Regions from separate parts of the Homo sapiens genome. Here all the other regions are linked to region 3. The links are chromatin loops, found by intact Hi-C in ENCODE. Cell type or tissue: heart right ventricle. All regions are shown on one strand.

Region 1 (8,000 bases), 540 kb after region 3:
TCTTGGATATAAAGTTACAAACTGATTCTAAAATTCATATGGAAACTCAAGGGCTGAGAAAAGTCAAGATAATTGTGAAGAAGAAAAAATAAGTGAGAAAATATTATTTACAAAATATAAAGTTACAGAATTAAGACAATATGGTATTGGTGCAAAAACAAACAGATCAATGGAATAGAATGTTAATATCCAGAATAAGTCATATATGTGTGTGTATATTAGAAGGCAGTGTATATACACATACTTGATTTACATTAAGGTGGCACTGCAGAGTCATGGGAAAATGGCAAGTCTTCAAAAAATGGTGTTGGTTAAGTGAATATTCATATGAGCGGGGCGGACTCTGATACTTCGCATTGTCACTAAATTTAGGTATGATATGAAGTTTCTAAAAGATAATAAAGAAAATATTTCATGACCCTGTGGTGAGTAAAGGTTTTCTAAGCAGGATGCAAATGGCACAAGTAAGATTGATCAATTGAATCATATTAAAATTAAGAACTTCTATGTTTCAAAACATACCTGAATAAACAGGTAAGTCATAGAGTAGAACAAGATATTTTAAAAATATATTCAATAAAGGACTTCTATATTAAGTAATAAAATAAAAAACAGACAAACCAATAAAATGAAGGAGCAAGACTTGAACAAGAAAGATACTTCACCAATACAATAGCGTAATGCCCTATAATCCTCCTAAGATGATCAATATCGTAAGTTATCATCATATAAAAATTACAATCTCAGTAAGAAATATACACTAATCAGAATATCCAAAATGTAAAAGACTGATATCTAAGTGTTGGCAAGAATGTGAAACAACTGGAACTCCCATTTACTGCTAGTAAAGTGTAAATCAGTATACTTACTTTGGAAAATTATTTGGCCCTATTTACTACAGTTTAAAAAACATGACCCACCACTTTCACTCCTATATATTCAACAGGAATGTGTGCAAATGAGCACCAAAAACACTATGTTCAAGAATCTTTAGAGTGTCATTATTCAAACAGCCCCAAACTGATAGTTCTTTATATTTTCATCAACAAAGACAGCAAGTTATATACAACACTCCGATGAAATACAGGTATCAATGACAGCAAATGAACAGTACTGCTACCTGAAATAGTATGAATCAATCCACAAACATAATGTTAAAAGAAGCCAGACAAGATGACATAAAATGTTACATAAGTTTCAAAAATACATAGAATAAGTCAGAGGAGTGGCCTCCTTTGAGCAGGAAGGAAAGTAATGTCTGGGGAAAATACAAAAGAGTCTTTTGGAGTGTTGGTATTTTATGTCTTTACCTCGGTGGTGAGTTATACCGACATAGTCCCTCATGGTAATTTACTGAATTTACACTCATTATTTGTGCACTTTTCTGTTTGTATGTAATGTTATAGCTTAAGGAGTTTTAAAAAAAAGGGGGGGAGGGGATAAAAACCTGCCAGTGATATATATAAAGGAGAAGTTGATAATGTATAATTATGATAAAATATAAAATCACTTTATAGTTACTACCAAAATAGAGCATATGTGATTCAGACTAATTTAAAAACTATAATGATTTTCAATACAGATGCTACATAGAAATATTATTAAATACAGAACAATTCTTGTCTTCATAATGGCCTTCACTATCTACCACCTGGAGTTTTAGAATTAGCTTTGTTAATCTTTGGTTTGAATGAAATCAAATTTAACAGGAAAAATGCTGGGATTTAAATTACCAATGTATAAGAATTAAATTTCTGTCGGCATATAGAAGAGATGGTGATCATTCTCACAACAAAAGCAAAAACTTAGCAGCAGAGTCTCAATTTCCTGTCAAATGCAAGGTTGCTACTTACTGGTACTTTCACCCAATTTAATTTACCATCTTATTTGTGTCATTCCTTTTTAAAAAGCAACAACTGTTAATGAATATATTCTGAGAAATTATTTCAAAAGTGATTATTTAGTAGGCAAGACAATAAGAAAGAGACTAGGGGAAAGAAAAGGCATGTCAAAAAGTGGAGAATAAGAATAGGATAAATTAAACTTCAGAGACCAGAGTCAGGATCTTTACCACCTCTCTGTAAAATGGGTATCATTAAATGTTTTATATTTAGTTTTCTATAAGTTATGCAGGAATAAGGGCCAAAATAAGGGAAAACTAAGTAAAAATCTAAGTAGGCTCCTAATTTTCATTATTTTCAACAAAACATAACATTGTAGATAGATGACTTGTTCTACAAAGATGTGATGAAGTTTAAAATGTCACTGAAACTAATTACAAAAGCATATTCTATATCTTTGAAGATTTTACTGGTCTTTAGTTTGACAGAAAATTCCATATAAATTTTAAAGTAAATGATATGAAAGATAAAAATTATTTTCAGACTCTCAGATATGTCATACTATTTCTTCTTTTGAAGACAGAAAATAACTGAGTGCACAGGATTCCGGTGTATTCCAAATAAGCCTGCTATATTAGCACCTGGAATTTTCAAGCTTTCTTCCTATTTTTAGGAAACTAAACTGAAAGGAACACCACCATCTTCTCAGTCTACACCTGTGTAGAAGAATATAAAAGTATAATGCTAGTAATAAACTAAGATTAGAAATAACATACAATAAGCGACTGACATTTCCTATTTGTGAAGCCTTGATCAAACGTTATAGATTATGCTAGATATAACTGTGGATTACATAATGAATTTTAAAAGAAATTTAAAAATTGCACATAAATCATTATATTCTATACTGTATTTGGTTGATATAAACACAAAGGTTTTCTCAGAGGGTTTAAAAATAACAATTACAACCTTAATCTCCTATTCCACTATACAAATTTATATACATATATATAATATACACATATCCAATATAAAATCATCCATATGCCCCTGTCTATATTTCAGGGGTTTCTACTATTTTGAAACCTCCAACATTAGCATGTTAAAAATTATATACTGGTAATTTTTACTTTGGTGACATATACACAGATATTTCAGCCCATTAACCACCATTCATAATTTAACCATGCCTGTGTTTATACCTGTCAACTTCCTATCTCATATATTTCTTTCCCAATCCTTTCTTCTTTCTGCTCAAAGCACAGCCGAAATGTATCTTTCCTTGTAATCTTTATCTTTTAACTTTATAGCATGTAGATTGCTTTAAATTATTTGGAAAGCACCATATGCTGAGTACTAAAGGAGACAGTACTCACCCATATAATGCAGGGAATAACAACAAATCATACAGTCCACTGGCTTTATATACACTGATGGAAGAAAAATTTTGAGTAAATAAAAAATATAAAAATTATTGAGTAATATCATAAAGAAAAAGTCATTTTGGGTTACTATGTCCAATAACAGCTTAATATAAAAGTATATAAGGATAAGCAGAATATTCTAAGCACAGTGCACAGCAATGGGAAAGGCCTAGACCTACCAATGAGCATGGCAAATTCAGATGATCACAGCAGGAAATGTATGGCTACGGTTAGGTTAAGTGGGGCCAAACAGTACAGCATTCTGAACAGGAGAATGTGGAGTTCAGAGTATTTGATTATACTACAATAGCAAGCCATGATAGGTTCCTAAGGAAGTAACAATGAAAAAGCATAAACCTATTCGGACTGATAAATTATATGGCTAAACTATGTATTGGGATGTTTTGAATATAATCAGAGTAAAATGAGTACCAAGTAACAGGGGACCAGGAAATAGATACAAACAAACTTTGCCTGTTTGATGTTCTGTCTAGAATCTGGATGGGGGAAAGACATATATCATCTGCCACCTTGACACATGCCATTCATTGGCTGGCAATGCTGATCCTAGGGTAAATTTAAAAATCATGAAGCTACCTTGTAAACAAGATATGTTTACAAGATTTTTCTAACTCAGGATAACTCAGAATTCAACCAGATGTCTCAGGTCAACATTACAATGGAGTGGGGTCTGGTACATGGGCCTGTAGGTTTCCTAAAGCCAAAATAGTCTCTGGAAAAAAGGTAAGGCAGGACTGAAAGCCCATCTCATTGTATTTTAACTTACAGAAACATAATTTGCCAATAATATTTCACAAGTCCACTGTCTGTTACCAAATGTTTAATATTAGACAAAAACCAGTTTTTCATTGGAATCATGTGAATTTACAAAGGATGGCAGTTAAGAGCACAGCCTCTTATGCTAACTAGGATCTTGGGCAAATTATTTAACATACTGAAGCCTGTTTGTTAAAAAAAAAAAAAAAAAGTAAAGAAGTGTCAACATTAAAATCCTATCTACAACAGGCCAGGCGTGCTCATTCATGCCTGTAATCCTAGCACTTTGGGAGGAAGAGGCAGGCAGATCACTTGAGGTCAGGAATTAGTGACCAGCCTGGCCAACACAGGGAAACCCCGTCTCTACTAAAAATATGAAAATTAGCCAGGCATTGTAGTACATGCCTGTAATCCCAGCTACTCGGGAGGCTGAGGCAGGAGAATCACTTGAACCCGGGAGGCGGATGTTGCAATGAGCCAAGATCGCACCACTGCACTCCAGCCTGGGTGACACAGCGAAACTCTGTCACACACACACACACACACACACACACACACAGACACACACACACACACATATCCTATCTACCACAAGGAACTGTGAGACTAATACATCATATAAAGGCATTTAGCACAAAATCTAACATGTAGTCTTAACTATTATTATTTCTAATATTTATATTACATATGATTGGAAACTGGTATCTTGGATTTGTTTTCTGAATAATTATTCTTCACTATTTACATGGTACTTAGTATATATAAAAGGGAATGTTCTGGGCCCTTTATAATTTTAACTCATTTAATACATGTAATTACCCTATGAGATACTGTTATCATCATTCCTATTTTACAAATGATGAAACTGAAGGACAGAGAAGTTAAGTAACTTTCCCAAGTAAGTAATGAAGCTAGAATGTGAACCCAGGAAATCTGGCTCGAAATGCCATACTCTTTTTTCCTGTGTTGCCTATATGCTATGCCATAGTACTTAATTTCCTTTTCCTGAAATTCTTTCTAAAGTGCAATGTACCATTTCCTGACCCCAATACCAGTTTAGGTCAGGTCATCCAATTGTATGTTCTCATAACACCCCGTACTACTTCAGAGCATTTATCAGAACTCTAACTGAATATTGGTCTCAATAGAATGTAAGGTCTATGAAAGCAGCAACTGTGTCTAATTCACTACAGTGATCCTCATAACTTTACACAAAACAGCCTTAGGTAAGTATTTGTTGAAGGAACACATTTTAACAAGATTTAACAATCAGCCATCTGCCAGTTAATAAACTAAACATGAGAAGCCTAAAGGAATGAATAGTAAGCAAAAGGGATATTCTTACGAGAATAAAAATTCCCAAATCAAACTTTCTTAATCAGTTTGCAAAAAGTAAATTAAAAAGTAAATTTCTCAGAGGGCTTGAAAATGGCAAGGCCATTATATTCCAAGTGGTATTAGGGAACATAATTCTGAGTTACAATAGTCTAGTAAAGACTCTTTCCTTCCCCCATATATTTCATGGATTTAAAATAAATGTTAAAAAATTATTTTTGTTTGTTGTTTTGTACTGAGAGAATTTTTAGCAGCTGAAAGGCTTAGATAGTTCTGACTTATATTAAGCCATAATCTACCTCCTTAAAACTTTGCTCTTTTAGACTTAAGTCCACTTCCTAGAGCTCCAAAGATAAAGACTAAAGTCTTTTTTCCACGTGCGAGCACTTCAAACATTTGAAAACTGCAATCACATTTCCTCTGTATTAGTATTTACACACTAAACAGCTCCAAATATTTCAGTTGTTCACTGTCCTATTACATATTATGGCGTTTCCAAGCTCACCCAAGTTGTCAAGGTTGAATTAAATTGTGGTGCCCAAAAGCAACCAAAACATTCCAAATATAGTCTGAGTATAATAAAATTATTTAGCCTTGATACTATGTAACTTTCCTATTTTACCTTGAGTTATATTAATTTGAGACTCTCTAGAGTAGAAAGACTCTTATTCCAATTTTGACAAAATAACACAAGTTCTCACCCTTGGCTGGCTTTCATTTTTTCCCAATTTAATAATGAAATATAGAAACAGAGAAATATATACAATATAGATGTGTATGCCTTACATAATTAAAAAAATGAAAACATGTACTCACCACCCAGGTTTAGAAATAGGAAATTACCAGTACCTCAGAAGTCCCTTTGAATCCTTTCCAATTTCTCCCTCCAAGTAGTAACTTTTAAATGTTAGTAATTCCCTGGCATTTTTATGGTTTTACCTCATAATCATCTATCCCTAAACAACCTATTGTTTGGTTTTGCTTGGCTTTATTTTCCTAATCATAATTTCCAATTGTCTCAATTTCTCCAATTTAAAATCTGAATCCTTTTGTATTTTACATATTTTTAAGGAGCCACCTCAAATCTTTTGTGGAATGAGGCAGGAATGAAAGTGAACAACCTACCCTTACCAGTAAAAACCATGAAGAAAAAACAGAGGGCAGACTAATGTAATACTTAGGTAAGTGCACTGCATCAGTATGAAACAATGTCATCTCTGCAGGTTAAGAAATTGAGTGGAGGAGAAACTGAACATCTTTCCAACTTTTCCTAAGCTGGGTTTTGTATTGAATTTGTGTAAATTTCTAGAATCAATATACTATATATTTAAAGAGCATTCTAGGATAAACAAGTAAGCTAACTATATTCAGATTATTTCCTTTCCATTTTTCATGCCTCCTATCTAAATACTTGGGAGTTGATTATACAAGTTTTTGTCATAGAAAACTCATTATAAATAATTTCAGAATAAAAAAACTAAAATTAAAAATCATTACAGAAAAATTCTGATTAAATCTAAAGGCAATGAAATCATTCTCCAATATATCAATTCAAATGAGAGCATCTGATATCATCAAGCTGCTTTCCAAGGCCTCAGAGGATTGATGAAAACCCTGTCCATCCTTCTCCCAAGCCACATTAGCTAATGTAGCAACACCCTGCCTGGAGCATAAATCACAATAAAAAAATACATAAATAAGAAAATAAAATGTAAAGATATAAAAAAATCAATAAAAGTGAGTTTTAGAACACTAGTATATTAGTGAGAAATAGAAGAGTCACACATACATATATGTATTTCAATACAATAACTTAAAAATCTTAAATCTACTAAGTAAAATAGGGAAAATATTAAGAAATAGAGAAAATCATTACTATCTCATTTGTAAATCCCTCTCCGAAACTAAGTGAGTGCCTTCACAGTGAAAGCAATCATATTTTTGCTTAGTATTGCCTCTTTCCCTTTAATTCTTAAGTGAAAAGAAATAATGTTTCAATGTTCTGGTATAATCACTATTTCTATACTTGATACACACACCTAAGTTCACACCAAGGAATCCCTTAAGGGATTCTTATTCTCTCAAGGAAACACATGTACACACATATATACAGGTGAAATGCCTTTAAATTAACAAGCATTTCACTGCTTGAATTATTTATAGTGCAGAACAGAATCTTAACCTGTTTTCCAAAGATTGATAATGGCTCACCTGGAACCTTATAACTTCTGTGCCCCAAATTATCCAATACTTTCATAAATTCGTAACTACAGATTTGGTCACCCTTGGACCAAAAATTAACTGGGCAGCAGCAGGAAAAAAAAAGCCGTCCACATACATGGCACATATGCTGCAAATTTTGTGGATATTCATTTACCCCATAATCTGGCCAGTAAACAAGCAGACTGGAACTATGTATTGTTGAAACAAAGTTAACAAGAAAAAAATTAAGTAAATGGGCTTCGGTCTTACAAAAATCCATATACAAAACAGGATTAAAGAAAAGTACAAAGAAAAAAAGTAACTCTAATAAAAACATCCTTAGACTATATAATGGAAGGACAATCAAATTGCACAAAAGAAAAAGTAAAGCATAGGTCAACAAAGATTTATCTACTCTATA
Region 2 (8,000 bases), 500 kb after region 3:
ATGCCAGCCACCCACAACCTCCCTTGGCTTGGCTACTTGCCACCACTTTTTCACATTTCAGCTTGTACATCAGCGCCCTGGCACCCATCCTGGTAGCAACCATCCTGGTATTGAATTCACACCATCTTCTGGGATCCTTCCTGGGGTATCAAATCTTGTATTACAGAAGAATGCCCACAAATCAATACATTCTGCATTCATCAATTTTATGTTAGCCTTCTTGACTGACCAAGCACCCTTAGAATCCTTTCCCATTTATAGGATCTTGTCTTTTGCTGATACGTGGTGACTCAGTCTTGCAACGCCTTTGAGGTATATTCCCTTTCCTCCGTTATTAGGCCCAGAGCTTCCCAGCTGGATTCTGCTGAGACTTGACTCTAGGTCTGTCTAGGCCTCAAGGCCAGGAGGAGACATAGGGGAAGATCCTGGGTGGGTCGAGGAGTGGGGGTGGGGAACACACTGACTTTGAGGAGAGGGGCCTTTGCATTGTCTCCAGGCATGTAGAGGGGTTAATTCAGGGGAATCTGGGTGCTCAAGATTTGGAGATGGAGGGAATCCCCTGATATGTCACCAGTCTATATGTCAGGGTTCCATTCTATCTCAACCAGGGGGCTCTTACCTTTGTATAGCCCACCTGCCTAGGTTAGTAGTTTAAACCTTTCTGGAGCTGAGTTGCTCTGACAATTAAGTCCTGGGCGGGTCCACAGCTTTATCTGATCTCCCTCTTCAAAAGATGAGAGCCTCTTTGTAAGATACACAGGCCCTCTGGCTTTCACATTTGATTTTCAATTGCCTATTAAATGCTTTCAGCTTCTCATAATTTTTAGAGCATCCATCAAATTCACCTACAGCCATCAAATTCCATTGTTCTTAAAGTTTACATTTCCTCTGTACTTTCAAATAGTTGATGCATTGCACCAGTGACCATATTCCTTTTTACCAGTGTATCATCCCAATTCACCTACAGTGTTAGTTTTTAACAGTTGCAGCATATGCTGGTACCAGGAGCTATTCGCACTCTACCTACCAGAGATGGAGCCTTTGTTGTCAGCTCAGCAGAGAGTGGTCTGACTCCAAAACTCAATCTTATCACTTGCTTTCTCTGCAGACTCTTGGTACCAACCAAGAGTAGGTAGCAGGCTCTAGGAAGCAGACCCAGTGGTAGAGGTTAGTGTTTAGAATGTTTATTAAGGAGTGACTTTGGGATCGATACCTATGCAAGGAAGGGAAGTGGGGAAAGGAATGGAGGGAGATGTTGTCTGTGCAGGCCTGACATCTTGTGCCAACACCACAGGAAGGTCTGGCACTGAATGGCGCCTCATTATTATCTTTCACTGGGCTAAAATGGTTGTACCTTTAGACTCCCACCTTGATCCGTCACTGGAGCTCAGTACTTCCTTATCCAATTATCTTCTCAAATGTCACCCTTCCTCCTGTATAAGATGACTCTTCACTCACTTTTCCTTATCCCTGTTTTCTTCAAAGCACCTACCTGACAGTATATTTCTATGGTTATTAATTAGGCTTCTCTCCAACTAGATTATAAGCTCCAGGGGGGCAGGGATTTGTGCTGTTTACCTATATCCAGAACAGTGTAGAATGGTACCCAGCACATAGCATTACTCTATAAAAATTTATTGAATTAGTGAATGAATGAAAGCCAGTCCACAGAAAAGGTGAAGAATGATGCAGACACCAAAAGAAAAGCACAGATAAGAGACTAGGTGAAGGAGAGATGGAACCTTGACTTTGGATGAGTTTCTTTACAGTTGGTTATAATCCCTCATGAGACTAGCCTGCATTATATGCTCTTGCATATCACATTCCGTGAGATACATACATCTGCAACTTTCCAAAATAGATGCCCGTTTTTATTTAAACTGGTTTCCATTAATTTAAGTGTCTTATAAACAAAGATCCCTGTGAAAAACAACTGGAAAAATAGGTGTAGGGCAGACAGTGACAATGGAGTTCAGACCTGGGTTGGCTGTGGAAGCTTCGGGGCAAGGTTGATATAATCAGAACTAGGCTTTGGGAAGACTTATTTTTTTTTATTATTATTTTTTTTGAGACAGGGTCTCACTCTGTCACCCAAGCTGGAGTATAGTGGTGCGATTTCGGTTCACTGCAGCCACAACCACCCAGGCTCAGGTGATCCCACCACCTCAGCCTCCCAGGTAACTGAGACCACAGGCACGTGCCACCATGCTCAGCTAATTTTTTTTTTTTTTTAAGAGATGGAGTTTTGCCATGTTGCCCAGACTGGTCTGTAACTCCTGAGCATAAGCAATCCACCTGCCTCAGCCTACCAAAGTGTTGGAAATATAGGCATGAGCCATTGTGCCCATCCAGGAAGATTTATTACAGCAGCATTCATCAATCCAACTTTCATTCAACTAACAGTTATTGAGAAACTTTTATGTATTATCCTAAGTGCTGTATATACATGGGTCCTTCCTTGCCTTCAAGGAAATAGGTAATAAAAAATACACTCACCAACAATATGTAATTATAAGCTTTGTTTATTAAAGAAAAAAAGACTTCAATATCAAGCTCAATTTGAAAGCTACTACAATTGTCCAGGCAAGAACTAACCTGAACCATTGTTTCAGGCTCTAGAGAGTGTCAGCAGCAGGTAAACAAGATGGAAATAAAGCAAAATACATTTGGAAGTGAAAAGGGAAGATTTTTGTGACTGATGGAAGTAAGAGGATCAGGATTTTAAACCTCAGAGACCTGAACAATGAAGGTACTTTAGTGCTTATACACATTTGGAAAAAGAGTAATTGACTTAAGAGATAAGAGTCATGTTTGGTCAAGTTATAGATATGTTGAGTTTTAGATACCCACTAGATAACTAGAGGTCCCATGAAGAAGATCTATATAGTAATAATAATATCGTTGATAACATGCTTAGGTGTGGGAGAAGTGATACTTGTCATTTCACATAATTTCACTGTAACTCAGCTTCACTGAACTGTTAACATTAGAGAACTTGAAAGGAGGATTAAAAAATAGTACTTGTGTAACCACTTTGCAAATTGCATACAAGTAAAGCCTTCTAAGAAATGGCACTAAATGATGCAGAAAAGTTAAGGAAAGTGAAGATCTGGCAAAGTCCTCTGGGTATTGCCATGAAGTGGTTGAGGACCAGGTAAAATATCATAAAGAAAGTAAAACTGATCTCTCCTTTCTAGGCTCAAAGGCCAAATCAGATGACAACAATATGACCCATTTACCTTTCTGAAAAATAAAGTTATAAAAATCAAATTGAAAAGAAATGTTTACAATGCTTATTGACAAACATTAATTTTTTTCACTTTGAATTCAAAGTCAAAAACATTATTCACTTTGGTATCCCTAGCACGTAGCACAGTGTCTCACACATGAGACACAGTTAATAAATTTGATTGAGTGAATGCATGAAGGAACGGCAATTCCTACCCTATTCTTTTCTGAATATCTCACTCATTCCTTTAGCCTTTACCTCTGATTGTAGTCACGCTTTCTAGCTCTGCAATTTTAATAACAAATTATAGTAGGTGGCCAGTTATGCTCACGGATGATGCAGGCCATCCAAGAACTATACATGCAATAAATGTTATACAAGGGTCAACTAGGAGTTATCTAAGATAACACATATCCTTTTAAAGTTCCTTTTTTATTTAAAAAAAGGCACAGAATTATCCTTCACTAAATAAAAATAGCATAGGAATCAAGCACATACAACTTTTATTTTTAAAAAGCACATACAATCTTTACTAAGCCGGATTGCTGATGCTGTAGGGTTTGATATATATTTTATTCCTCATAAACTGGAGGATGTTTCCCCCTGCAGGAAAACTCAGGTAACTTCATAACCTTTAACAGCTTCTGGAACACTCATTCTTGCCAGGGGAAGGAAAAAACAGTGGTCCCACCTCTTTTCAGGGCTTCTGAGAGAAGGCACCTTGGAAAAAGTCACCACTGAGGTGCATTCTTTGGCATAATTTCGGCAAATCTAGGTGAAGAGGACATACTCATTGTTTTCTCCTCCCCATAAACCTCAAACAAAAAGAAGCATGATGCATGAAATTTCCTCCTTCTGGTCTGCCCTTAGAATAGCTGTGGGTTCTCTGATTATACAGAGTTGCAGGGCAGGAATATCTAAGGAGGTGGTTAAGAAGGTAGGCTAGCTTGTGACTGTTTCCTAAAATGGGGTGACAACTTGAGGCTCATTTTATATCTGGGATTATTCTCTTATTGTGGAGTGCACATGATTATGTGTTCAATTTTTAACACTTTATTTGTTCATCCACCAGGGTTTTTTTTTCTGGTGGGTCATACATAATATGGTTTGCTGTGTCCCCACCCAAATCTCATCTTGAATTGTACCTCCCATAATTTCCAAGTGTCATGGGAGAAACTTGGTGGGAGGTAATTGAATCATGGGGGCAGGTTTTTCCTATACTGTTCTCATGATAGTGAATAAGTCTCACAAGATCTGATGGTTTTGTAAAGGGGAGATCCCCTGCACATACTCTCTTGCCTGCTGCAATGTAAGACATGTCTTTGCTCTTCCTTCCTCTTCCACCATGATTGTGAGGCCTCCCCAGCCACGTGGAACTGGGAGTCAATTAAACTCCTTTCCTTTATAAATTACCCAGTCTCGGGTATGTTTTTATTAGCAGCATGAGAACAGACTAATACAGTAAATTGGTACTGGGTAGTGGGGTACTGCTGTAAAGATACCCAAAATTGTGGAAGTGACTTTGGAACTGCGTAACAGGCAGAGGTTGAAACAGTTTGGACGGCTCAGAAGAAGAGAGGAAAATGTGGGAAAGTTTGGAACTTCCTAATGACTTGGAGGGCTCAGAAGACAGGAAGATGTGGGAAAGTTTGGAACTTCCTAGAGACTTATTGAATGGCTTTGACCCAAATGCTGATAATGAAATGGACAATAAAGTCTAGGCTGAGGTGGTCTCAGATGGAGATGAGGAACTTGTTGGGAACTGGAGCAAAGGTGACTCTTGCTACGTTTTAGCAAAGAGTCTGGTGGCATTTTGCCCCTATCCTAGAGATTTGGGGAGCTTTGAACTTGAGAGAGATGATTTAGAATATCTAGTGGAAGAAATTTCTAAGCAGCAAAGTGTTCAAGAGGTGACTTGGGTACTGTTAAAAAGCACTGAGTTTTATGTATTCACAAAGATATGGCTTGGAATTAGAACATATGTTTAAAAAGGAAGCAGAGCATAAAAGTTCAGAAAATGTACAGCCTGACTATGCAATAGGAAAGAAAAACCCACTTTCTGAGGAGAAATTCAAGCCAGCTGCAGAAATTTGCAAGAGTAATGAGGAGCCAAATGTTAATTGCCAAGACAATGAGGAAAATGTCTCTAGGGCATGTCAGAGGACTTCACAGCAGCCCCTTCCATCCCAAGTCAGGAGGCCTAGGAGGAAAAACTGGTTTCCTGGGCCAGGCCCAGGGCCTTGCTTCTTTGTGCAGTCTCGGGACTTGGTGTTCTGTGTCCCGTGGCTAAAAGGGGCCAATGTATACCTCAGGTCACTGCTTTACAGGGTGCAAGCCCCAAGACTTGGAAGCTTACACATGGTGTTGGGCCTGTGGGTGCACTGAAGTCAAAAATTGAGGTTTGGGAACCTCCACCTAGACTTCAGAGGATGTATGGCAACGCATGAATGTCCAGGCAGAGGTGGACTGCAGGGGCGGAACCCTCATGGAGAACCTCTGCTACGGCAGTGCATAAGGGAAATGTGGGGTTGCAGCCTCCTCACAGAGTCCGCATGAGGGCACTGCCTAGTGGAACTATGAGAAGAGGGCCACCATCCTCCAGACCCCAGAATGCAAGATCCACCAAAAGCTTGCACTGTGTAACTGGAAAAGCTGCAGACACTCAATGCCAGCCCGTGAAAGCAGCCAGGAAGGGGGCTGTACTGCAAAGCCACAGGGGTGGATCTGTCCAAGACCGTGGGAATCTACCTCTTGCATCAGTGTGACCTGGATGTGAGACATGGAGTTAAAGGAAATAATTTTAGAGCTTTAAGATTTGACTGCCCCCCTGGATTTTGGACTTGCATGGGACCTGTAGCCCCTTTGTTTTGGCCAATTTCTCCCATTGCGAACAGCTCTATTTACCTAATGCCTGTACCCCCATTGCATCTAGGAAGCACCTAACTTGCTTTTGATTTTACAGGCTCATAGATGGAAAGGACTTCCTTGACTCAGATAAGACTTTGGACTATGGACTTTTGAGTTAAGGCTGAAATGAGTTAAGACTTTGGGGAACTGTTGGGATGTCACGATTGGTTTTGAAATGTGAGGACATGAGATTTGGGAGAGACCAGGTGTGGAATTATATGGTTTGACTGTGTCCCCACCCAAATCTTATCTTGAATTGTAGTTCCCATAATTTCCACATGTCATGGGAGGGACCTGGTGGGACATAATGAATCATGGTGGTGGGTCATTATCATGCTGTTCTCATGATAGTGAATAAGTCTCATGAGATCTGATGGCTTTATAAAGGGGAGTTTCCCTGCACACACTCTCTTGCCTGCTATCATGTAAGATGCTTCTCATTTGACTTCCACCATGATTGTGCAGCCTCCCTAGCCATGTGGAACTGTGAGTAAATTAAACCTTTTCCTTTATAAATTATCCAGTCTCAGGTATATCTTTATTAGCAGCGTATAACACATTGCAAGGCAAGAATCTCATGGTATTTTCTAAATTTTTAAGCATTTTTTCTGATCTAATTGACACTTCACCTATATTGACCTACATAGGTTTCAATGTCTCAGCTTAATTCTCTGGAAAGGTGAAAATTTCAGATACTCAGTGACTGATGAACATAACCAGCAACTTAGTAGAGATGGTTTCCACATACCAAATATAGCAAGATATTGACTCCCAACCATGCCAGTCAAGCTTCAGCACAAGAAACAGAAAACATTCTAGATATTTCACACAGAAGGGGACTTAGCACAAGAAATTGGGTGCTGAAAAAATTGCTAGACAGAAACATAAGTAAGGAGCCCACCCATGGACAATTTGGATTTCAAGATCACACCCCCTTGCCCCCAGCTGCAATTTAATCAGGTAGCTGCTGGTGTTGCTGCTACCACAACTACTGCCACCACGAGTGCCTCACACCCACAAAGTTCATGACTAGACACTAGGAATTGCCATCTGCTACTGAAAACATGTATATTTAACTATTGTCACCAGCCAGCACAGCAATAGAAAGAGGGCCTCTGTCTCACCTTCAAATTCCAGGGGTCCTGTGAGTGCATCTTATTCACACTACCTGAATCAAACCCAGAACCACCACTGCAAAGGAATCTGGAAAATGTAGTTTTTAGCCTCTCTGCCCTTACAATACAGGAGGGAATAAAGAAGAGCATAAATAAAACTCATTGCCAATATAGCATACCCTGCATACCACCTAATTCTACTAGTAGGAAAACTAAAGCTTCTCCTGATTTCTTTTCTCATCCCCAATGTCTATAGCCAATCCCTTCCCAAACCTTTCAAACCCATCCTTTCCCCTCTACCTCAGTTGCTATGTCCTAGTTCAGGCTATCCATCTATCACCTGGATTACTAAAACAAGCTTCCTAACTGGAATCTCTTCCTCAAGACGTCACTCATTACTAACTTGCCTTCTGCAAGTCTTCCAGGACTTGTCTTGGCAACTAAAGTGACTTTCAGAAATTCAAATAATATTACTTCTTTTCTCTATTTAAGGCTGTTATCTGTTTCCCATGAACTACAGAACGAAGAACAAGCTCACAAATGTCCTCCTGACCTGATCTCTGCCTTCCTCTCCAGGCTTATGTTTGATTATCTCATTCTCACCTTCTTCTAATTCTGCAATTTAGGCTTCCTTCATTCCAAACTTCTTCTAATTCTCTGTAAGTGCTGTGCCATCTCACAATACCATGTTTGCATATACTATTTTTTCTAACTGAAATACCATGCCTCCTTCTCATCTTAGAAAACTA
Region 3 (8,000 bases):
TTTCAAAAAGTCTATTCATGTTTTTTGCCCTCTTTTTAGTGGGGTTATTTGTTTTTTGTTGTTGTTGTTGAGGGGAACATTATTATTATAACCTTAAGAAACAGATATGTAATATGTAGGATTACTTGTCCCTACATTAAATTGTGCCTGAGTGCTATACTTTAAAAATTTATGGTGTAGCATTTTCAGTCTTTGTTTCTCCTGAATTTGTCATTATCTCTTGTAGCTGCAATTAGCTAGCAGCTCTGTGTGTTTATTATCAGCGGAAGAAAACAGGGCTAGCTGAAAATTTGTGTTTGAGCAATACTTTTATAACATAAAATACAAGCTTTTCTTAAAATTGATGAAGGAGGTTCATTAAGCCATGTTCCAGGTATATCATCCTTAGCTAATTTCTTTAGGAAAAAAACACTACTGCTAAGTTAGGGATGTGTTTATTATGTCTGTGCTCTCACTTTACCACTAGCACCCATCAGTCTGTGTAAAGTAGAAAAGTTGTTCCTTAAAAGAAGAAAGGATATTCCGGAGTTTATAGACAGGATTGTAGAATGTCTAATAGAGGCAATTCTAAATTAGAACAGGCATTTCATATGTAACAAGTAAGGTTGTAACTTGTTTCTTTTGACTGGACCCTTGGCCTCATTCTTACTCTCTACTGAATGACCTTTTCTAAACAGAAATATAATCATTCTCCATTAAAGTCTTTTTGTTGGTTTCTCATCACAAGAATTCCATCCAGACTCCTCATCGCTGCCTAGTGATCTCACCTGGTTCTTCCCTGACCACGTCTTCCTCCGCTTTCCCTGCCATTCACTATGCTTCAGCTCCATTCACCTCTTTCTGTTTTTCAGAGATAACAGGTTCCGTCCCTTCTCAGGCTTTTACCCACTTGCTGTTTCTTTCTTTCATAGACCTTTCGGTGGGCCCTTTGCACTCTTAGCTCTGATGTCAGCCCCTCAGGACAGCCTTCCCTGACCAACTTCTTTAAAGCAGCTCCTCAGCCCCACTCTAGTCATTCTCTGTCACTGCACACTATTTTATGTCCTTCATGAGCCATGTTTGCTTATATATTTATTTTTGGTCATCCGTCTCTAGAATTTAATATTCTTAAGGGCATTTTATTCACTGATTTGCTCCCAATTTCTACTGTGTTTGACACATAGTAGATGCTTAAAGAATAGTGATTTACTGGCAGTTTGGCTTCTAAGCCTAAAAAGGATAGTTGTCATGAATAAATCATCTTTGGCATTTTCTGTTTAATAGAAAACAATTGAAGATAGAAATATAAAGAATAAAAAGTCAACAAATAATAGAGCATCCAGTGCATCTGCCAGGTAATAAAGTTACCAATATTTGTCATTTATGGGCTTGCATTCTAGCAAAGCTAGTTTTAATTTAACTTTCATAAAGTAAATTTCATTTGGTGTTACTGTATTTTCTTTTTATTTCCATTTCATAAAATGAAAGTAGTTAACTTCATGATAAAACCCCTTGGTTGATGATATTATTTGAAATAAAGTAATTTATAAAAAGTAAGTCTATTACTGATTGTTTTAGTGCCTGGAATGTTTATGCAATACCTTTGCTCTCCAGGATCGTCCTAGGAATATTTTTCTTCTTTCTTAATGTCAGTGATTAGGGATTCTTTGTGCTCCAGACTGCTTCTGGAATAGAGCTTCTTTCTCCTACTTTTCCTGAGACAAGCAATATAAAATGGTAATAAAGCTGAAGTCTAGCAATGATACTTATTCATTATCAAGTATCATTGTCTAACATGAGAAATTGTACTGAAAGCCTTCAGAATCTATGAACTAAGTAGGTTTATTAAAATGATTATCTGTATAGCTTCATTCACACCAATGATAATGAATGCCTAACTCATAAGTGCTAATCAAAAACCTTCTGAATCTTTAAAATTATCGTTAGTCAAATTATCATTAATCAAATAAAACAGAGCTAGCAAGCTTTTTCTGTAAATGGCCAGTTAGTGCATATTTTAGGCTTTGTAGGCGATACAGTCTGTATTGGAACTACTCATTTCTGCTATTTTAACAGGAAAGCAGCCACAGGCAAAACTTAACATGAATGATTACAGCTATGGTGCAATAAACTTTGTATATCAAAACCAATGGCTGGCCAAATTTTCCCACCAATCCCTGATATAGATAGTACTATTCTTTCTAATTTTATATTTGGAATGCTTCATGTAACAAAATGATGAAAGAAAATATTAAAAGAGTGATTATAACCTACTGTATTGTTTTTTCCATGTAACTTGAGAAGTGGTCCATATTTCTTAAGTTTCTAATTACAAATATTTAAAAAGAGCAATCATTTTAAAGCTATATAACTTAAAGTTATAAAATTTAAATTATGTTGAAGGGGACATATTTAAGTTATGTCCCCTTCTACATAATTTAATATTCTTTGTATACTAAGACTGTACATTTTACCTACATCATTTTCAAAGTAATTATAATTTGTTAAATTATAATGTAGTTTCCAATTTTTTTTTTGAGATGGAGTCTCACTCTGTTGCTCAGGCTGGAGTTCAGTGGCATGATCTCTGCTCACTGCAACCTCTGCCTCCTGGGCTCAAGCTATCCTCCCACCTCAGCCTCCAGGGTAGCTATGACTACAGGCATGTGCCACCACGCCAGCTAATTTTTTGTATTTTTGGTAGAGACAGGGTTTCACCATGTTGCCCAGGCTGGTCAACAGCCCAACAGGATGAGCTCAAGTCATCCACCCACTTTGGCCTTCCAAAGTGCTGGGATTACAGGTGTGAGCCATCATGCCTGGCCAGTTTTCAAATATTATACGTGCATATTCTAACAGATCTCTCTTCTACCAAATGCAATTGTAATATTTTGTCTTGATTCATTTGGATCTTTTCAGATTAATGACCTCTGAGTTTTTGAAGAAATCTAGTTCTAAAAGGAGAACTCCATCGACAACTACCTCTTCTCACTATTTAGGGACTTTAAAAGTCTTGGACCAAAAACCTTCACAGAAACAGAGCATAGAACCTGATAGAGCAGATAACATAAGGGCAGCTGTTTATCAGGTAAAAAAGGAAAATATTTTTAAGAGAAGAAGAATGATCACTTTCATAAGCCTACACTGTTTATAAAGAATAAAGTAATCCTGATAGAAAATGATGGTTTAATACTTAAATTTATTGAGAAAGAGTTTCCTTTTAATACATGAGTAATCATATTTTACTAAATTATTTGCTTCCACACTTTGCATAACTGACCATAGTTGTTTTTAAAGAAAGAATATGCCATTGCAATTTATAGAAATACAGCACAAGCCAAAACATTGTAAAGTCTATATATGTTTTCATTTTTTTCTTCTTGAAGTTTATATGAACAAAAGGAGTTATTATGAACAAAAAGTTATTAAATTTTTTCTTTCCTGAGATGTTGTTAGGCGTACATAGGAAAAAGATTGTATTAATTTATTCACAATTCTAAAAGTCTTTTTTTGTCTTTTTTAGAGTAGAATAGTATACTTTAGAAAATTGTACATGTGAATTTCAGAGAAAATGTTAATATAAAGAATTCTAATTCACTTAAGAAATTTTAAATATTATATGACCTTTTTCTTGTTCTTATAGGAGTGGTTAGAAAAGAAAAATGTGTATTTACATGAAATGCACAGAATAAAAAGAATTGAAAGTGAAAACTTAAGGATCCAAAATGAACAGGTATTCTGACATATAGAAGTAAAAATGTTTTGGATTTTTATTTCAGTAAAATATCCCTGAATATATAACTTTTCTAAATCAGCTTTTTAAATGGCAAAATAACTTGTATATTAAAGAAATGATTTCCGGTTTTACTTCTGTTTTACTTTATACATTTTAGTTTGATATAACTGTTTTACATGAAAACAGATTTTAATTTTGTATATGTATAGGATAGCTTTGTTCCTGCTGATTATGAAGTTATTATTGTTTATGAGCACCTAATTCACTTTTAAAAGTTGATTTCATTTAGAACTTAACCAAGAAGGCCAGGTACTGTGGCTCATGCCTGTAATCCCAGCACTTTGGGAGGCCAAGGCAGATGGGATTCCTTGAGGTCTGGAGTTCGACACCAGCCTGGGCAATGTGGTGAAACCCCATCTCTACTAAAAATACAAAAATTAGCCAGGGATGGTGGTGGGCACCTGTAATCCCAGCTACTCAGGAGGCTGAGGTGGCAGGATCACTTGAACCCGGGAGGCGGAGGTTGCAGTTAGCTGAGATCGTGCCACTGTACTCCAGCCTAGGTGACAGAGACTCTGTCTCAAAAAAAAAAAAAAAGGCACGACAAGATAAAGGATCATTAGACACTAGTTAGCCTTCAATTTTCCTCTTTTCTCTCTTGAATTTTATAAGTATCTTCAAGTCCAACCCCTACCTGAACTCTTGATCTGTATCCTTTCCCATTGAATGGAGGTGAACTTTTGTTCCTGTCTCTTCTGTACTGAGTCTCTTCCTCTAACTCCTGCTTGTAATACGCTCAGTTATTTCTTATCTTCTAAAGTCAAACTTCTGGACAAAAACTCCAGTGTGCTGTTCAATACTAAAAATAGATTTAGAAGAAAAATATTTTCCAAGGTGAACTGCACGATAATGCGTCAGTAGTGAAGGGAGCAGCCCTCCAGGGGGCGTGCCTGTCTATCTGTTAACCACGTTCATAGCAGTATGCTGCTGTGGTCAGTGCCATACCCCTTCTCATTTGATTTTCGTAGCTCTGTGAGGTAGATAGTACTTTGACCTCTAAATTATGTTACCCCAATATTAAGGTTTTATGTCATTTAATATTGAACAATAAAGCAAACATAGAATATTATGGGATTAGATTGAAGGAAGTAAAATAATAACATAACTTGCTATACAGTCTCCAACCTATTTTTCAGTCGAGCACATACTTTCAACATTTGGAATACATTTGTGCAGTAAGAACTTTATGTTTTGATACTATTCAAAATTAAGATTTAAACCAAAAATCTGCATCTTACTGCATGGCTTGGCCAATTTGCCTTACTCTAACTTACTTTATAAGCCCATAACTTTACTGATTTTTTTTTCAAATATTTTATTATGAAAATTTTACTATACCACTTAGCCTATTACAGTTTATTTTGATATAATTTGTTTAGTACACTTTCAAAAATAATAGTTGACATCTTTCTCATTAATAGGTCAATATGTGATAAATGTTTTTAGAAAAGGACGTTTTAAAACCAATGAATAATTCAGATAACATTCTTTGTAAATTATCTAAGCCATTCTAAATAAATTACCTACTTTGAAAGTTAATTTCTAAGTATAATGAATATCAGAGGACTAAAGATAAATGTATATGTGTATATTTATATCTAGCCATATTTGTGTCTATGTATATATACATATATATGTATATCACTCTATTATTTTTTCCACTGTAGAAAAAAGCTGCTAAAAGAGAAGAAGCATTAGCATCATTTGAGGCCTGGAAGGCTATGAAAGAAAAGGAAGCAAAGAAAATAGCTGCCAAAAAGAGGCTTGAAGAAAAAAACAAGAAGAAAACTGAAGAAGAAAATGCTGCAAGAAAAGGAGAAGCACTACAAGTATTCAGAACTTTGCACATCTTAATTATTTTAAAACATTTGAAATCCAAATTAATGATTAACCATATTTTTATTTATTTTCAAATATTCACAGTAAGAAAATTATTCTGAACTTTTTCAGGCTTTTGAAAAATGGAAAGAGAAAAAGATGGAATATCTTAAAGAGAAAAATAGAAAGGAGAGAGAATATGAAAGAGCAAAGAAACAGAAAGAGGAGGAAACTGTTGCCGAGAAAAAGAAAGATAATTTAACTGCTGTTGAGAAATGGTAATCCAAAATCATAAATATTTTGATATATTTTAAATTATAGTAACACTTCAGGATTTTATAAAATTTATTTACTTGAAATTTAGTAATGCATTTCAATTTCATTACTGTCAAAGATGTACTAGGGAATCTTTATTATGTATTTTCCTTTAACTCTCCAGTGTTTTATACTATGCTCTATAGGAATGAAAAAAAGGAAGCTTTTTTCAAGCAAAAGGAAAAAGAAAAAATAAATGAGAAAAGAAAGGAAGAACTGAAAAGAGCTGAGAAAAAAGATAAAGATAAACAAGCTATTAATGAATATGAAAAATGGCTGGTAGGTATTATTTGTCAATGCACTTTCGTCTTTTTCATGTACCTTTTGTGTCTTTTCTGTCCCTAATTCTAATTCTATTTGCTCCAGACCTACTGATCATTTCTACCTGGAATCTGCTTTGTTGAATTCAAGCTCTCCTCCTGCATATAGCATATTTTCTTTGACTTAGTCATTTCTATTAATGTTTCTACTATTCCCTCAAACACCCAGGCTGAAAACTTGTTATAATCTTCTTCCTTACCTGCATCCCCACATTTACCATTTACTATTCATGCCCATTCTTCCTTTGCTGTGATTCTCACATCTAACATAGAAAGAAGACAAGTTTACTATTGAGGGTACTACGTGGTGGAACTTGGTCATGACAAAAAGTAACACTGAACTTAATAGTGAGAAAATTATTCCATCTTTTATTCTCTTTTGATGTTTCTGATGACCTCAAGGAGAATCTCTTATTTAGGAATTTTTAATGAAAGAGAGCAGGTTTGAGGTTTAGGAGGAGCAATAGCTAGCTGAACCAGATATGTGTATATATTTGATTTCACTTTACTTATCTTTATAAAAGTTACTTTTTGTTGATGTCAAGCAAAATATTATTTTCCATTTTAGAATATCAATATAAATATGCATTTTGTCCATGTTTATATAAGTAATACATTACTATGAATAAATACTTTACATAAGTAGGTAACACATTCATATGAATAGTTAACATATTCATATGATTCAGCAACCAAAATTATAGTATTTTTGCACTAGAAGTCTATCCAGTCAGGTTTCCTATCAAACTTTAAAACAACTCATACCAATCAACTAAATCATCCAGGTTGTTTTTGATTTGCATTTCTCTGGTTAGAATTGAGCTTGAATATCTTTTCATTTGTATACAGGCCATTTATCTATTATTTTCTCTGTAAATTGTCATTTCATAGACTTTGCACACTTTTCTATTAGATTGTTGGTTTTTTTTCCTTACTGGTTTCTAGAATCTTTTGTTTTGTACTGGGGAAATTAGCCTATCATTTTTTATATGGGTTGCAAATATTTACCCCCACTATATTGTTGGTTTCCCGGCTTTCCTTATAGTATCTCATGCCATGAAGAATTTAAATTTTAGGTGTCAGATTTCTGTTTTTTTTTTTTGGCTTTTGATTTTCAAGCATAGTTGAAAAGACCTACACAATTTGAGATTAAACAGAATTATCTTATTTTTCTTCTAACAACTTTGTGACTTTAATATCTTAATGTTTTAACATTTGTTCTGCTTGGAATTTGCCCTGATACATGGTGGGAAATATGATTTCAACTTTAGTTTTTCCAAATGTATCCTTTATAAAGTAGCCCATTTTTACCCATTGATTTGAGGTGCTACTTCTGTTATATGATACCTTCTCATGTTTTCGGGTCTGTTTCTTAACTTTCTGTTCCATTGGTCAGTCTCGTGATTCCAGTGCCACACTTCCATTATTAGGCTTGATATGTCTAAATATCTGCTTGGATTCATCTCCCTTTATAGTTCTTCTTTCACAGTCTTTCTGACCAGTCTTGTTTATTTATTTTTTCCATAAACTTAAGAATCAGCAGTAGTTAGAAAGGTACATGGGACCAAAATGAGCGATTTAAAGATAGGATAAAAAGATAAAACAATAATAAACTTAAGAAACATGCCAGACCAACATAAAGAAAATTGTAGAACTCTCCTGAACAACACAAATGAAGACTTGAGAAAATGGATCAGAATTGCCCATGCACAGAAACACACTTAACCTTATAATGATGTTATAAGGATGTCAGCTCTCCCTGAAGTCATTTA

What was found. Hi-C counts contacts between places; a loop is a spot of excess contacts. Peaks named below come from ENCODE experiments on the same cell type or tissue, not always from the same donor. Only the 100,000 strongest peaks of a DNase experiment are listed, where the experiment ranks them.
Region 1: a loop joins it to region 3, with 7 times the contacts of the local background. A loop is called at or near these places in 32 of 110 quality-filtered maps.
Region 2: a loop joins it to region 3, with 6 times the contacts of the local background. A loop is called at or near these places in 13 of 110 quality-filtered maps.

What each region holds. Positions count from the first base shown.
Region 1 is chr4:154,808,271-154,816,270 of GRCh38, reverse strand. The region is part of intron 4 of RBM46 (RNA binding motif protein 46); the gene reads right to left. Among named protein-coding and RNA genes, the nearest start is that of RBM46, 31 kb to the right of the region's middle. In heart right ventricle, no CTCF peak of the experiment used is centred here; no DNase peak of the experiment used is centred here.
Region 2 is chr4:154,850,390-154,858,389 of GRCh38, reverse strand. No RefSeq gene overlaps it. Among named protein-coding and RNA genes, the nearest start is that of RBM46, 73 kb to the right of the region's middle. In heart right ventricle, a CTCF peak has its summit at 3,830 (motif pointing left); no DNase peak of the experiment used is centred here.
Region 3 is chr4:155,350,783-155,358,782 of GRCh38, reverse strand. It overlaps MAP9 (microtubule associated protein 9), which reads left to right. Exons shown (of 14, transcript NM_001039580.2): 8 at 1,264-1,334; 9 at 2,899-3,067; 10 at 3,623-3,712; 11 at 5,443-5,604; 12 at 5,726-5,871; 13 at 6,055-6,187. It overlaps MAP9-AS1 (MAP9 antisense RNA 1), which reads right to left and starts at 4,567. Exons shown (of 3, transcript NR_125937.1): 1 at 4,410-4,567; 2 at 1,581-1,694. In heart right ventricle, a CTCF peak has its summit at 4,652 (motif pointing right); a DNase peak (open chromatin) is centred at 4,652.